2 separate regions of the Homo sapiens genome follow, and region 1 is linked to region 2. Evidence: chromatin loops called from intact Hi-C (ENCODE). Cell type or tissue: K562. All regions are shown on one strand.

The links. Peaks named below come from ENCODE experiments on the same cell type or tissue, not always from the same donor. Only the 100,000 strongest peaks of a DNase experiment are listed, where the experiment ranks them.
Region 1: it touches region 2 in a loop (4-fold over the local background); 6 of 110 quality-filtered maps call a loop at or near these places.

Annotation. Positions count from the first base shown.
Region 1 is chr17:39,332,332-39,340,331 of GRCh38, forward strand. All of the region lies in intron 2 of FBXL20 (F-box and leucine rich repeat protein 20), which reads right to left. Among named protein-coding and RNA genes, the nearest start is that of MIR548BC, 39 kb to the left of the region's middle. RefSeq lists enhancers at 741-1,251, 4,911-5,668. In K562, no CTCF peak of the experiment used is centred here; a DNase peak (open chromatin) is centred at 3,790; H3K4me3 peaks cover 194 bases.
Region 2 is chr17:39,267,156-39,275,155 of GRCh38, forward strand. It overlaps FBXL20 (F-box and leucine rich repeat protein 20), which reads right to left. Exons shown (of 15, transcript NM_032875.3): 10 at 7,815-7,945; 11 at 3,641-3,701; 12 at 1,672-1,716. Among named protein-coding and RNA genes, the nearest start is that of MIR548BC, 26 kb to the right of the region's middle. In K562, a CTCF peak has its summit at 4,024 (motif pointing right); a DNase peak (open chromatin) is centred at 4,026.

The DNA of each region.
Region 1 (8,000 bases), 65 kb after region 2:
CCGCTGGATTTTGGAAGGGTTCCTACCATTCACTGATGAACTTCTCTAATGGACAATATTTCACATGTGTCGTCACAACTTGCTCCTGGAGGAATTAAGTGCACCCTGTGTGGTTCCACTGGGAAAGGACCCTCGGAAGCTTACTTCTAGTTTCCTACACATTTTACCTGTGCACCTTTCCCCTTTGCTGATTTTTCTTTGTATCTTTTTTTTTTTTTTTTTTTTTTTTAAGACAGAGTCTCGCTCTGTGCCCAGGCTGGAGTGCAGTGACGTGATCTCGGCTCACTGCAAGCTCCGCCTCCTGGGTTCACGCCATTCGCCTGCCTCAGCCTCCCAAGTAGCTGGGACTACAGGTGCCCGCCACCAGGCCTGGCTAATGTTTTGTATTTTTAGTACAGATGGGGTTTCACCGTGTTAGCCAGAATGGTCCCGATCTCCTGACCTCATGATCTGCCCACCTTGGCCTCCCAAAGTGGTGGGATTCCAGGCATGAGCCACCGTGCCCAGCTGTATCCTTTCTTATAATAAACCATAGTTGTGTGTATGACTACATGATGAGTCCTGTGGATCCTCCTGCACATCACCATACCTGTGGATGGATCTAGGGGACCCCAACACAGTATGAATTGCTGCCTTTTTCCTTTTTCTTTTTTAAGAGATAGTGCCTAGCCATGTTACCCAGGCTGGTCTCTAACTCCTGGCCTGAAGCAATCCGCCTGCCTCAGCCTCCCAAGTAGCTCAGATTATAGGCCTGAGTCACACCTGGCTCTCTACTATTTTAGAAGGAAAAAAATTCAGCTCTCCCTCTCCCTCTCCCTCCTCCCTCTCCGTCTCCCTCTTTGCACGGTCTCCCTCTGATGCCCAGCCGAGGCTGGACTGTACTGCCGCCATCTCGACTCACTGCAACCTCCCTGCCTGATTCTCCTGCCTCAGCCTGCCGAGTGCCTGGGATTGCAGGCGCGCGCCGCCACGCCTGACTGGTTTTCGTATTTTTTGGTGGAGACGGGGTTTCCCCGTGTTGGCCGGGCTGGTCTCCAGCTCCTGACCGCGAGTGATCTGCCAGCCTCGGCCTCCCGAGGTGCCGGGACTGCAGACAGAGTGTCGCTCATTCAGTGCTCAATGTTGCCCAGGCTGGAGCGCAGTGGCGTGATCTCGGCTCGCTACAACCTCCACCTCCCAGCCGCCTGCCTTGGCTTCCCAAAGTGCCGAGATTGCAGCCTCTGCCCGGCCGCCACCCCATCTAGGAAGTGAGGAGCGTCTCTGCCTGGCCACCCATCGTCTGGGATGTGAGGAGACCCTCTGCCCGGCTGCCCAGTCTGGGAAGTGTGGAGCGCCTCTTCCCGGCCGTCATCCCGTCTAGGAAGTGAGGAGCGTCTCTGCCCGGCCGCCCATCATCTGGGATGTGGGGAGCGCCTCTGCCCCGCCGCCCCGTCTGAGATGTGAAGAGTGCCTCTGCCCGGCCGCGACCCCGTCTGGGAACTGAGGAGTGTCTCTGCCCCGCCGCCACCCCGTCTGGGAGGTGAGGAGCGTCTCTGACCGGCTGCCCCGTCTGAGAAGTGAGGAGCCCCTCCGCCCGGCAGCCACCCCGTCTGGGAAGTGAGGAGCCCCTCTGCCCAGCCGCCACCCCGTCTGGGAGGTATACCCAACAGCTCATTGAGAACGGGCCACGATGACGATGGCAGTTTGGTCGAACAGAAAAGGGGGAAATGTGGGGAAAAGAAAGAGAGATCAGATTGTTGCTGTGTCTGTGTAGAAAGAAGTAGACATAGGAGACTCCATTTTGTTCTGTACTAAGAAAAATTCTTCTGCCTTGGGATGTTGTTAATCTATAACCTTACCCCCAACCCCGTGCTCTCTGAAACATGTGCTGTGTCCACTAAGGGTTAAATGGATTAAGGGTGGTGCAAGATGTGCTTTGTTAAACAGATGCTTGAAGGCAGCATGCTTGTTAAGAGTCATCACCACTCCCTAATCTCAAGTACCCAGGGACACAAACACTGCGGAAGGCAGCAGGGCCCACTGCCTAGGAAAACCAGAGACCTTTGTTCACATGTTTATCTGCTGACCTTCCCTCCACTATTGTCCTATGACCTTGCCAAATCCCCCTCTCCGAGAAACACCCAAGAATGATCAATAAATACTAAAAAAATTAAAAAAAAAAAAATTCGAAAAAAAAATTCAGCTAATCCATGCTTGCCATTTCAGTTCATAAAGTTCACCTCTTACCCACTTACAGAGGATATATCACATCACAATTATGACCCAACACCAGAAGAGTTGAAAAAATGAGAAAAAAATTTCATATTCTTTTTTACCTGAATCCTTTAAAAAAATTTCATATTCTTATAGGTAATAACAGTCCTTATTCTGAAACCGCATGTTATAACTAAAAGGGCACAGTGCAGACTCAAGCAATCTTTATCACTTAATGTCATTTTTACAGTTATCAACGTCATCCTCAGAAGGAATCTTTGAGGGCTGGGCACAGTGGCTCATGCCTGTAATCCCAGCACTTTGGGAGGCTGAGGAGGGTGGATCCTGAGGTCACAAGATTGAGACCATCCTGGCTAACATGGTGAAACACCGTTGGAACAGAAATTAAAAGAAATTAAAGAATGTGTAAGCAAAAACTCAGTTGTATGTAAGAAAACCCAATTCCCCCTGAGGAAGAGAAAGAGCTGGAGTCCTTTAAAATTAACTGCCTGTTTTTCCCTCTGTGGCTAGTGAGCCTTATCTCTCCACTTCCCAGGCATTGTGAAGACCCTGTTTCTCTAGCTGTGCAGCTGCAAGGTCACTAGACAGATAATCTCAAGTCGTAAAACATGTTGTTCCTTAAAAAGTAAGAAATGATGTAATGCATGTCTTAACTGAATAACTGTCTTTGTTTCTTGCTTCTGTAATACGCTTCCCCCTGCACAGATCTACCCCCACCCCACGAAATGCTTAAAAGGTAGCTTGACTTTTTGTTCAAGGCTCAGTCCTTTGGATGTTAATCTGACTGGGTTGATGCACCTAAACAATTAAATAATTCCTCCTCAACCCCTCCGGTCTCTCTGATTCCTTAATTATCCCGCTGCAGTGTCTCTACTAAAAATGCAAAAAATTAGCCAGGCATGGTGGCACGTGCTGTAGTCCTAGCTACTTGGGAGGCTGAGGCAGGGGAATAGTTTGAACCCAGGAGGCGGAGGTTGCAGTGAGCCGAGATCATGCCACTGCACTCCAGCCTGGGCAACAGAGTGAGACTCCGTCTCAAAAAAAAAAAAAAAAAAAAAAGAAGGAATCTTTGAGAAACAACTCACTTCACAGTAGCTCTTGGAAAACACAGTCTTTGTCTTAGAAACATAGATGTTCCTTTTTCAAGTGGTACCGCTAAGTAAGTACATATGGTTTTGCTCTAAGAGGGAGTACTGTCAATCTTGCTAACTGAATTTCACATTATGCAAACAGTGGATTCCAGCTTGTTAAACCATTAATCACAAACTTTGTTTCAATAGGGAAGGAAGAGAATCAGTATAAAAGGGGAAACAGGCTGGGTGCAGTGGCTCATGCCTGTAATCCTAATACTTCGTGAGGCTAAGGGGAGAGAATTGCTTGAGGCCAGAAGTACAAAACCAGCCTGGTCAACAAAGTGAGTCCCCATCTCTACAAAAGAAAACAACATGCGTGTAGTCCCAGCTACTCAGGAGCTGAGGAAGAGGATCAATCGTTTAGGCCCAGGAGTTTGGGACTGCCATTATCATCCCACCGTATTCCAGCCTAGGCAACAGAGTGAGAGCCTGTCAGAGGGGGGAGGGGAGGGGAAGGGAGGGGGACTAGAATAAAATAGAGGAACCAAGAACATTTGCTTAAATTATTGGTAACTTGGCTGTAAGCACTGCAAATACATGGAAATAATATGGTCCTAACAACACAATTGTTTTTGTAGGTTAATATATGTTTGATGAAATGACATAATATGTAACTTAAAATCTAAACAAACCAAATGTTGTATATTTATTAAACTGCACTTTTAAAAATAGCTAATACACAGAAACTCAAAAGACACACACAAATTTAAAAGACAAAGAAAGGCTGAGCAACAAAATAAGCAGTGAGGGTAACAATATAATTCAGACTAAAACAAATATCCATGAGTCTATACTACACTAACTATAAATAGAACAGATGGGAAAGCTCTACCTTACAGCAGAATTACAATTAATGAAAGTAGAAGGTTGGGGGCGGTGGCTCACACCTATAATCCCAGCAGTCTGGGAGGCCAAGGTGGGTAAATTACGAGGTGAGGAGTTTGAGACAAGCCTGGCCAACATGGTGAAACCCCATCTCTACTAAAAATACAAAAATTAGCCCAGTGTGGTGGCGCACGCCTGTAATCCCAGCTACTCAGGAGGCCGAGGCAGGAGAATCACTTGAACCTGGGAGGCAGAGGTTGCAGTGAGCCGAGATTGCACCATTGCACTCCAGCCTGGGCGACAGTGTGAGACACCATCTCAAAAAAAAAAAAGAAAAGAAAAAGAAAGTAGAAAGAATTGAGCAGACAGAAACCACCATAGTAGCAAACTCCACAATGCTAACCTTCATATAACATCATGGATGTTAAAAATAATAAACGACCTCTCCCTCTCCCTCCTCTCCCTCCTCTCCCTCTCCCTCTCCCCACGGTCTTCCTCTCCCTCTCTTTCCACCGTCTCCCTCTGATGCTGAGCCGAAGCTGGACTGTACTGCTGCCATCTCGGCTCACTGCAACCTCCCTGCCTGATTCTCCTGCCTCAGCCTGCCGAGTGCCTGGGATTGCAGGCGCGCGCCGCCACGCCTGACTGGTTTTCGTATTTTTCTGGTGGAGACGGGGTTTCGCTGTGTTGGCCGGGCTGGTCTCCAGCTCCTAACCACGAGTGATCCGCCAGCCTCGGCCTCCCAAGGTGCCGGGATTGCAGACGGAGTCTCGTTCACTCAGTGCTCAATGGTGCCCAGGCTGGAGTGCAGTGGTGTGATCTCGGCTCGCTACAACCTCCACCTCCCAGCCGCCTGCCTTGGCTTCCCAAAGTGCCGAGATTGCAGCCTCTGCCCGGCCGCCACCCCATCTGGGAAGTGAGGAGCGTCTCTGCCTGGCAGCCCATCGTCTGGGATGTGAGGAGCCCCTCTGCCTGGCTGCCCAGTCTGGAAAGTGAGGAGCGTCTCTGCCCGGCCGCCCATCGTCTGAGATGTGGGGAGCGCCTCTGCCCCGCCGCCCCGTCTGGGATGTGAGGAGCGCCTCTGCCCGGCCGCGACCCCGTCTGGGAGGTGAGGAGCGTCTCTGCCCGGCCGCCCCGTCTGAGAAATGAGGAGACCCTCTGCCTGGCAACCGCCCCGTCTGAGAAGTGAGGAGCCCCTCCGCCCGGCAGTTGCCCCGTCTGAGAAGGGAGGAGCGTCTCCGACGGGCAGCCACCCCATCCGGGAGGGAGGTGGGGGTCAGCCCCCGCCAGGCCAGCTGCCCCGTCCAGGAGGGAGGTGGGGGGTCAGCCCCCGCCAGGCCAGCCGCCCCGTCCAGGAGGGAGGAGGGGGTCAGGCCCCGCCCGGCCAGCCACCCTATCCGGGAGGGAGGTGGGGGGGTCAGCCCCCCGCCCGGCCAGCTGCCCCGTCCGGGAGGTGAGGGGCGCCTCTGCCCGGCCGCCCCTACTGGGAAGTGAGGAGCCCCTCTGCCCGGCCACCACCCCGTCTGGGAGCTGTACCCAACAGCTCATTGAGAACGGGCCATGATGACAATGGCGCTTTTGTGGAATAGAAAGGGGGGAAAGGTGGGGAAAAGATTGAGAAATCGGATGGTTGCCGTGTCTGTGTAGAAGGAAGTAGACATGGGAGACTTTTCATTTTGTTCTGTACTAAGAAAAGTTCTTCTGCCTTGGGATCCTGTTGATCTGTGACCTTACCCCCAACCCTGTGCTCTCTGAAACATGTGCTGTGTCCACTCAGGGTTAAATGGATTAAGGGTGGTGCAAGATGTTTTTGTTAAACAGATGCTTGAAGGCAGCATGCTCATTAAGAGTCATCACCACTCCCTAATCTCAAGTACCCAGGGACACAAACACTGCGGAAGGCCGCAGGGTCCTCTGCCTAGGAAAACCAGAGACCTTTGTTCACTTGTTTATCTGCTGACCTTCCCTCCACTATTGTCCTATGACCCTGCCAAATCCCCCTCTGCGAGAAACACCAGAATGATCAATAAAAAATAATAATAATAATAATAAACGAAAAAAGTCACAATGTATAATGTAGTCTCAATGTAGTTCTAGCCAAAATAAATTTATTAACTACAAAGAACATAATTCTGCAGTGGATAAGCTAAAAGACACTACCTTAACTAAGTGACCAAAATTAATATCACCAGTAACAAGCATTAATTGACATCATGTACCTCTTGTTGATACATGGACAAGGATACACCACCATTTCTACAGTATACTTGTCAAACTGCATAACTTGAATTTAATTATGAGAAAACAAGAGTAAACATCAGACAAAGCCAAATCGAGGATATTCTATTTTAAAACTGACCAATATTCTTTAAAATTATCAACCCTGGGTAAAACAGCTCATGCCTGTAATTCCAGTACTTTGGGAGGCTGAGGTGGACAGATCATTCAAGGTCAGGAGTTTGAGCCCAGCCTGGCCAACATCGTGAATCCCTGTCTCTACCAAAAAATACAAAAACTAGCCAAGTGTGGTGGTGCACACCTGTAGCCCCAGCCACTCAGGAGGACGAGGCAGGAGAATCGCTTGAACCTGGGAGGCGGAGGTTACAGTGAGCCGAGATCATGCCACTGCACTCCAACCTGGGAGACAGTGAGACCCTGTCTCAAAAAAAAAAAAAAAAAAAAAGACCAGCCTAGGCAACACAGTGAGACCCCATCTGCCCCATCTGTATAAAAAAAATAAGAAAATTAGCCAGGCCATAGTTTAAGAGTAGCCTGGGTAACATAGCAATACCCCATCTCTATGAAAATTTAAAAATTAGGCAGGTGTGGTGGCATGTACCTGAGTCCCAGCTACTTAAGAGGCTGAGATGGAAGGATCACTTCAGGCTGAGAGGTCAAAGCTGCAGTGAGCTGTGTTTGCACCACTGCAGTCCAGCTTGAGTGACAGCAGGAGACTTTTCTGTATTCAGCAGGAAATCCTGCTGTATTTCCTGCTTCCCTGTTGAAGCTGTGGATAAAATCCTGTTCTTAGAAGAGCAAGGAGGCATAACAATTCAATGTAACGTGCAATCCTGGACTGAATCCTGGGCCAAAAAAAGAATACTACCGTACAGTTGAAGAATTTGAATAAGGTTTGTAGATTAGTTCACAGAACTTTTTTTTTTTTTGAGTCTTGCTCTGTCACCAGGCTGGAGTGCAGTGGCACGTGATCTCAGCTCACTGCAACCTCCACCTGCAGGGTTCGATTCCCCTGTCTCAGCCTCCCGAGTAGCTGGGACTACAGGCGCGCACCACCACACCTGGCTAATTTTTTTTTTGTATTTTAGTAGAGACAGGGTTTCATCATGTTGGCCAGGATGGTCTTGATCTCCTGACCTCGTGATCCGCCCGTCTCAGCCTCCCAAAGTGCTGGGATTACAGGCATGAGCCACCGTAACTGGATTTTTTTTTTTTGAAATGCAGTCTCGCTTTGTCGCCCAGGCTGAAGCGCAATGGCGCTCACTGCAACCTCTGCCTCCCAAGGTTCAAGTGATTCTCCTGCTTCAGCTTCCCAAGTAGCTGGGATGCCCGCTGCCACCATGCCCAGCTAATTCCTGGGGTTTTTGTTTGTTTGAGATGGAGTCTCGCTCTGTTGTGAGGCTGGAGCGCGGTGGCGCGATCTTGGCTCACTGCAACCTCTGCCTCCCGGGTTCAAGCGATTCTCCTGCCTCAGCCTCCCGAGTGGCTGGGATTACAGGCATGTGCCACCATGCCAGGCTAATTTTTGTATTTTTAGTAGAGATGGGGTTTCACCATGTTGGCCAGGCTGGTCTCAATCTCCCGACCTTG
Region 2 (8,000 bases):
GCAGGAGAATTGCTTGAACCTGGGAAGTGGAGGTTGCAGTGAGCCGAGACTGAGCACTGCACTCCAGCCTGGGCAACAGAGTGAGACTCTGTCCTCCCCACCCCACACCACAAAACAAAACAAAAAAAAACAGTCTGAGCGGTAACAGCAAGAAAAAAAACAGTCTGAGCGATAACAGCAAGACCCTGTCTCTAAAAAAATCTGTCCCCCAGAACCTCTACTTGCTGGACTTTGTTCTATCTCCTTAGAATCATCAGAGAAAGGAATCAGACGATAGTGCTTGCTGGACTTTGTTCTGTCTCCTTAGAATAATCAGAGAAAGGAATCAGAAGATAGTGCAGTGCTCTATGAAAAAAATTAATGTTGGAACATCCTAAAATTTTTAATAAAGCATGCCACTACTCAGTATCGATAACTTGGGTTATTTTCCCAAGGGTGGCAGCCAGGCACTGCTGGAATCTGGGTTAACCAAGAATATTCAGGTAGGAAGAACAGTTTTCATGGTTATGTTAGGACTGAAAGTAAATCAGCACTTCTTTTCAAATTCTTCTCCAACTCTGAGTTTATTATTTTCTACTACACATAGCTTCACAGGGGCTACAAAATGGTAGAGAAAGGGGGTGGGCGAGCAGGCAGGCATGTCCGTTCAGAAGGAATAACACTGGAAGGGACATAGAGGACACTCAGGCATGTATAAGAGATAAACGGATGCGAACAAGTTTTAGTTTAGTAAGAACTAACAGCTGTTAAGTAGTGCCTATAAAACAAAAAATTTTTTAGAAAGTGGCTTTTACAGTTACTGACATATCTCGCCTTCTTTATTTTTACCATTAAAAAATTAATTGCTCTTTCTTTTGTGGAGTCCCATGTTCGAAGTTTTTCCTTGGTCAATTAATAATCTCAAAGTTCTTAAAATTGTGTTAATGTGGCTCACGTCTGTAATCCCAGCACTTTGGGAGGGCGAGCCAAGTGGATCACCTGAGGTCAGGAGTTCAAAACCAGCCTGGCCAACACAGTGAAATCCCATCTCTACTAAGAATACAAAAAATCAGCCGGGTGTGGTGGCGCATGCCTGTAATCCCAGCTACTTCAGAGGCCAAGGCAGGAGAATTGCTTGAATCTGGGAGGTGGAGGTTGCAGTGAGCTGAGATCTCGCCACTGCACTCCAGCCTGGGCAACAACAGTGAAATTCCATCTCAAAAAAATAATAATAATAATTAAAAAATAAAAACTGTTAATCAGGAGATCAGTTTGGCTTAAAGGCAGAGTTCCATGCAGAGTCAGGTCTCCAGGGCTAACGATGCCAGGGATCTAGGATACAGCAAAGCTAAAGAAAGGCAGTGCTATATAGATCAGTGTGATGGGGCTTTAATTATTTACTAGCATCATAACTCTACAGGTCTAAGGAAATATTTTTAACAGCTTTACAGCCTGAATGCTTGGGCCTCCTTTCTCTCTAATGGCAACCTGATTGATGGCATATATTTCCACAGTTCTGCAACACATACCATGAGCACCTCTGCCTGGAAGATACCTTACTTAATGGGGAATCTGCAATGCTGTCAGGCACTACAGTATCCTACACTAGGGTAGGGAATTGCACATTCTGATGTTGTGTATTATCTAAGTGTCTACTATACTGTATTTCTGAATTAAAATCTACAATCTTACCTGAACACACTCTTCCAGGTCCATCTTTTCAAGTTCATGGCAATTCTACAAAGTACAAAAACAAACACAAACATTACAGTACAAACATTTAAAACATGAGAAACTTTTAAGGACAGAAAACTAAGAGGTAATATTAAATACGTTGATAAATTCTTTGGTGTTTCAGAGCTAGTGTCATGCTAATTTTTTTTTCTTTCTTTTGAGACAAGGTCTCACTCTGTCACCCAGGTTGGAGTGCAGTGGTGAAATCATGGCTCACTGCAGCCTCCAACTCCCTGGGCTCAGGTGATTCTCCCACCTCAGCCTCCCAATTAGCTGGGACTATAGGAATGTGCCACCACACCTGGCTAATTTTTGTATTTCTTTTCTTTTTTTTTTCTTTTTGAGATGGAGTCTGGCTCTTGTCACCTAGGCTGGAATGCAGTGGCATGATCTCGGCTCACGGCAAGCTCTACCTCCCGGGTTCACGCCATTCTCCTGCCTCAGCCTCCTGAGTAGCTGGGACTACAGGCGCCCGCCACCACGCCTGGCTAATTTTTTGCATTTTTAGTAGAGACGGGGTTTCACCATGTTAGCCAGGATGGTCTCGATCTCCTGACCTCGTGATCCGCCCGCCTCGGCCTCCCAAAATGCTGGGATTACAGGCGTGAGCCATCGCGCCCGGCCTTTCCTCTTTTTTTTTTTTTTTTTTGAGACAGAGTTTCGCTCGTTGCCCAGACTGGAGTGCAATGGCACGATCTCAGCTCACTGCAACCTCCGCCTCCCGGATTCAAGCGATTCTCCTGCCTCAGCCTCCCAAGTAGCTGGGATTACAGGCATGCGCCACCATCACCGGCTAATTTTGTGTTTTTAGTAAAGTCAGGGTTTCTCCATGTGGGTCAGGCTGATCTCGAACTCCTGACCTCAGGTGATCCACCCCCCTTGGCCTCCCCAAGTGCTGGGATTACAGGCATGAGCCACCGCGCCCGGCCTTTTGTATTTCTTACAGAGATGAAATTTCGCCATGTTGCCCGGGCTGGGCTCAAGCGATCTGCTTTCCTTGGCCTTCCAAAATGCTGGGATTACAGGCATGAGCCACTGCACCCAGGCTATGGCCTCCTTTAGTCATGCCATGTGCTGGCTCCCACCTAATTAATATTCTATCGATCTGCCTAAAAGCAAACGACCATCCCCTTGTACCATAACACTGGTCAAAGTCAGTATAATTTTAAATATTATCATATAGTAATTTATAAACCCGTCCAAGTATTAAAATACTCAGGAGAATACAGAAAATCTCCTAAAACCTTTCCATTTAGAACCAGACATGTGTTTCCTTCAATGTTACTTTCATCCACTAGTCATGTACCAAATAACCAATAAGTTTTTTCACAAAGTACCAAGAAGCACCTGCTTAATCTATTAGCTTATGAAATTGTGAAGAATCAAGTCTCATGGGTGGGTGCAGTGGCTCACGTCTGTAATCTCATCACTTTGGGAGGCCAAGGTGAGCGGATGACTTGAGGTTGGGAGTTGAAGACCAGCCTGGCCAACATGGTGAAACCCTGTCTCTACTAAAAATACAAAACTTAGCTGGATGTGGTGGCACATGCTTGTAATCCCAGCTACTCGGGAGGCTGAGGCAGGAGAAATGCTTGAACCTGGGAGGTGGAGGTTGCAGTGAGCCGAGATCGTGTCACTGCACTCCAGCCTGGGTGACAGAGCGAGACCCCATCTCAAAAAAATTTAAAAAAAATTGTTTAAAAAGTATCATGAAGGGGTTTTATATTCTCCAATGCATGTGTGCATTTCTAGGAGCAGTTTGTATTCTTATTGATATCAGTAGGTCTGTAGCTATAGCATGAAACCCCGTCTCACTCACCCAATTCTGCTACCATTTCACATTTCCCTTGCTGCTTGTTCTTCTGAAATAAAAAGCCCTAATAAAACCTATGGAAACAAACCTATGGAACCTAAAGAAAATACTTACCCTGGCTAGAGTGGTAAAGCCCACATCTGTTAATTGAGAACATCTTGCCACTTCCAATATTCTGTTAAAAAAAAAAAAAAAACAGTGAAAGTCAAGCTCTTGGTCCCTGAAAACTGAGTTTATTAAAACAGTAAGAATTTACAAAAACAATCTTCTATTCTCTAAGGACTTTATAATATAGAATGACATTAACAACTAAGCAAGTCTGTATACAGATCTTGCCATTCATTTTCATGGAGTCATCATAAAGTGGTCCTATAAATACCACATTTCAGGGTGATGCAATCAATGAACACAGAAGAATATAATTGAAGCTTGTAGTTAATGCCAAAACGCATGAAATGCATTAAAAGCCTTCTTGATGGCATACTGCTTACCCCCAGAGGGCAGCCTGCTCCTAGAAAACAAAGGAAACGGAGATACTCTATTTCAGTTAATCTCTTGCTGAAATGAATTATTTTCTTTCCTGTTTTAGAAGTAGGTTCACTTAGATTTAAATTGCTTTAAAAAAAATGTGACAGGCCGGGCATGGTGGCTCATGCCTATAATCCCAACACTTTGGGAGGCCGAGGTGGGCGGATCACCTGAGGTCAGGAGTTCGAGACCAGCCTGGCCAACACGGTGAAACCCCATTTCTACCAAAAATGCAAAAATTAGTCTGGCGTGGTGGCGGGTGCCTGTAGTCCCGGCTACTCGGGAGGCTGAGGCAGGAGAATCGCTTGAACCCGGGAGGCGGAGGTTGCAGTGAGCCGAGATCCCGCCACTGCACTCCAGCCTGGGTGACAGAGCAAGGCTCCGACTCAAAAAAAAAAAAAAAAAAAAAAAAAAAGGTGGGGGGGATTGCTTAATTACAGGTCTATCCCAAATATGAAATTCTAGACTTGTGAAAGCTTCCTGCTTTCTCCCACAGGCTCCCATGGAGGCCCAGTTGAGAGGGAAGCTGAGCTGGCAGCCATTCACCTCTTATTAAGCAACTGTTAAACTCCAATCTAAATACCAACCACAGGATTGGGGAATCAAAAGTAGCTCTCTTCTGTGAAAAGTTGGGTGACCTCTGTAAAATGGTAACAAAGAACATGTTTGTTTATAAAATTCTTACTACTGAAGTTGAAAAAAATTGAAGTTAAAGTATAGGAAACAATTATCAACTGAAAATCAATGAGAAATGGATGGCGGGGTGCGGTGGCTCACACCTATAATCCCAGCACTTCAGGAGGCTGAGGCAGGAGGATCACTTGAGCTCAGGAGTTCAAGACCAGCCTGGGCAACATACCAAGACTTCACCAGTATAAAAAAATTTTTAAATTCTGTCCGGGCGCGGTGACTCACGCCTGTAATCCCTGCACTTTGGGAGGCCGAGGCAGGCGGATCACGAGGTCAGGAGATCGAGACCAGCCTGGCCAACATGGTGAAACCCCGTCTCTACTAAAATTACAAAAAATTAGTCAGGCATGGTGGTGGGCACGTGTAGTCCCAGCTATCTGAGAGGTTGAGGCAGGACAATCACTTGAACCCAGGAGGCGGAGTTTGCAGTGAGCTGAGGTCACGCCACTGCGCTCCAGCCTGGCAACAGAGCGAGACTTTGTCTCAAAAAAAAAAAAAAAAAATTTTTTTTTTAATTCCAAGAGATGGCCAGGTGCGTTGACTCATGCCTGTAATCCCAGAACTTTGGGAGGGCAGATCACCTGAGGCCAGGAGTTTGAGACCACCCTGGCCAACACAGTAAAACCCAATCTCTACCAAAAATACCAAAAAAATTGGCCAGGCATGGTAGCGTATGCCTGTAATCCTGCCTACTCTGGAGGCTGAGGCACGAAAATTGCTTGAACCTGGGAGGAGGAGGTTACAGTGAGCCAAGATCATGCCATTGCACTCCAGCCTGGGCAACAGAGCCAAACTCTATCTCAAAAAAAAAAAAAAAAAAAAGAAAGAAAGAAAGAAAGAAAGAAAAAGAAAGAAAGAAATGAATGCTACCTAATGGGAAAACACGATCTGACTGGAACACAACTTTTGATTTTCACAGTTGAGAGCTTTTCCATTCTAACAATGTAATGAACCATATAGGGAGATGGAGCTGAAGACTCCTCTCTCTACAGTCGAAAAGGATAAAGTGTAAGATATTCAGAGAGAAGTTTGATTACCTCCCCAGCTCTTGAGGAATATTTTAGGCTTCTGATATTACTAATTTTGACCAATAGGTGTATGTTCTCTTAAGAAATTTTGATATTGTAGGCAAAAGGTTTTTTTGTTTGTTTGTTTTTTTGAGAGGGAGTCTCACTCTGCCACCCAGGCTGGGAGTGCAACTTCCACCTCCTGGGTTCAGACAGTTCTCTTGTCTCAGCCTCTCGAGTAGCTGGGATTACAGGAGTGGGCCACCACGCCTGTAATTTTTGTATTTTTAGCAGAGACGAGGTTTCACCATGTTGACCAGGCTGGTCTCAAACTCCTGACCTCAGATGATCCGCCCGCCTCAGCCTCCCAAAGTGTTGGGATTACAGGTGTGAGCCACTGCGCCTGGCCACAAAAGTTCTTTCAACAATTATGGTTAGGCCAGGTAATCATCAGAAACAATTTTCTGAAAGTTTTATAGCTTTACAATGATTATTATATGTAAGAAAAGTGGCTTCATAGGCTCAGGAATCAGAGTTCCTGGGTGAATACTTGTTCCTACACTAACTAGCTGAGACCTTGAGCAGGTTACTTTGTCTCTTTGTGCTTCAGTTTTCTCATCTATAAAATGGCAGTAACAAGGCTGGGTGTGGTGGCTCACGCCTGTAAACCCAGCACTTTGGGAGGCCGAGGTGGGCAGATCATGAGGTCAGGAGACCATCCTGGCCAATATGATGAAACCCCATCTCTACTAAAAATACAAAAATTAGCTGGGTGTGGTGACACTCGCCTGTAGTCCCAGCTACTAGGGAGGCTGAGGCAGGTTAATCGCTTGAACCCAGGAGACGGAGGTTGCAGTGAGCCGAGATCGCGCCACTGCACTCCAGCCTGGGCGACAGAGCAAGACTCTGTTTCAGAAAAAAAAAAAAAAGGCGATAATAGTGCTTATATGGTGCTATGGAGATTAAACAAATTATTACTGTTATTGAGAAAGAGTCTCACTCTGTTGCCCAGGCTAGAGTGCAGTGGTGTGATCTTAGCTCACTGCTGTCTTGACCTCCTGGGCTCAAGTGATCCTCTCACTTTAGCCTCCTGAGTAGCTGGGACTACAAGGCACACATCGCCATGCCTGGCTAATTTTTTTATTTTTTGTAGTGACAGGGTTTCGCCATGTTGCCCATGCTGGTCTCAAACTCCTGGGCTCAAGCGATCTTCTAGCCTCGGTCTCCCTAAATGCTGGGATCACAGGTGTGCGCCTCGGCACTCAGCCCTGAATTAGTATTTGTAAAGCACCTAAAGCAACACCTAATTTACAAGTACTATGTAAGTTTATTTTAGAGAACAAAAAGTGTAGCCAGGTGTGGTAGCACATGTCTTTAGTCCCAGCTACTCCTGAGGCTGAGGTGAGATGATCACTTGAGCCCAGGAGATTGAGGCAGGCATACACAACACTACCTCAAAAGACAGTAACAGGCTGGGCACAGTGGCTTTCACCTGTAATCTCAACACTTTGGGAAGCTGAGGTTTGAGGCCAGCCTGAGCAACACAGCCTGACCCCATCTCTACAAAAAGTAAAAAACACAGCATTCTTCAAACTGAGGAGCCAGAGAGAAATAAGACTGTTTTAAAAACCCATCAGTACAAAAGAGGTATTCCTTTAAGAGTGTCTTTTAAATATAGTACCCCCTGCTATGTACCTGGTATCATTACTATGACAAATGACCTTAGGGTGGACCTTTAAAAACTACTTTGAGAAAAGAATTATACAAAAGCATTAATAAGAGAAAATACCTTTCTTTCTATCTCAAGTAATAAAATGTTGATTCTTTTTTCTAGTATGGATAGCAAGTAGTGGAATTTGGGGATTGTTACCCCTTGGTTCACACCAATTACATGAAATCAAATGAGGTACAAAAAGGAAGTAGGTGGGCATCTAAAAGGGACTACCTTAAAATTTCAAAGCGTCTGCAGTGCCTACCTTAAAATTCCAAAGTTCCAAGGAAGAAATATGGGTGAAGGAAACTTTTGTTCTATGATTTTTTTGAGCTAAACAAGAAATGTTTACCTAAGCCGTGGGCAGTTCTGACCTAGAGCATTCAGGATGGCATCTGTGATGTTGGAGCAGCCAGAGGCACAAAGGGATTGTAACTTATGGCACCCTCTGCATATAGTAATGAGACCTTCATCTGTGATTTGCTAAAAAACAAGAGCAAAAAAATCCATAGATATTAGTATCTTAGCAAAACAAAAA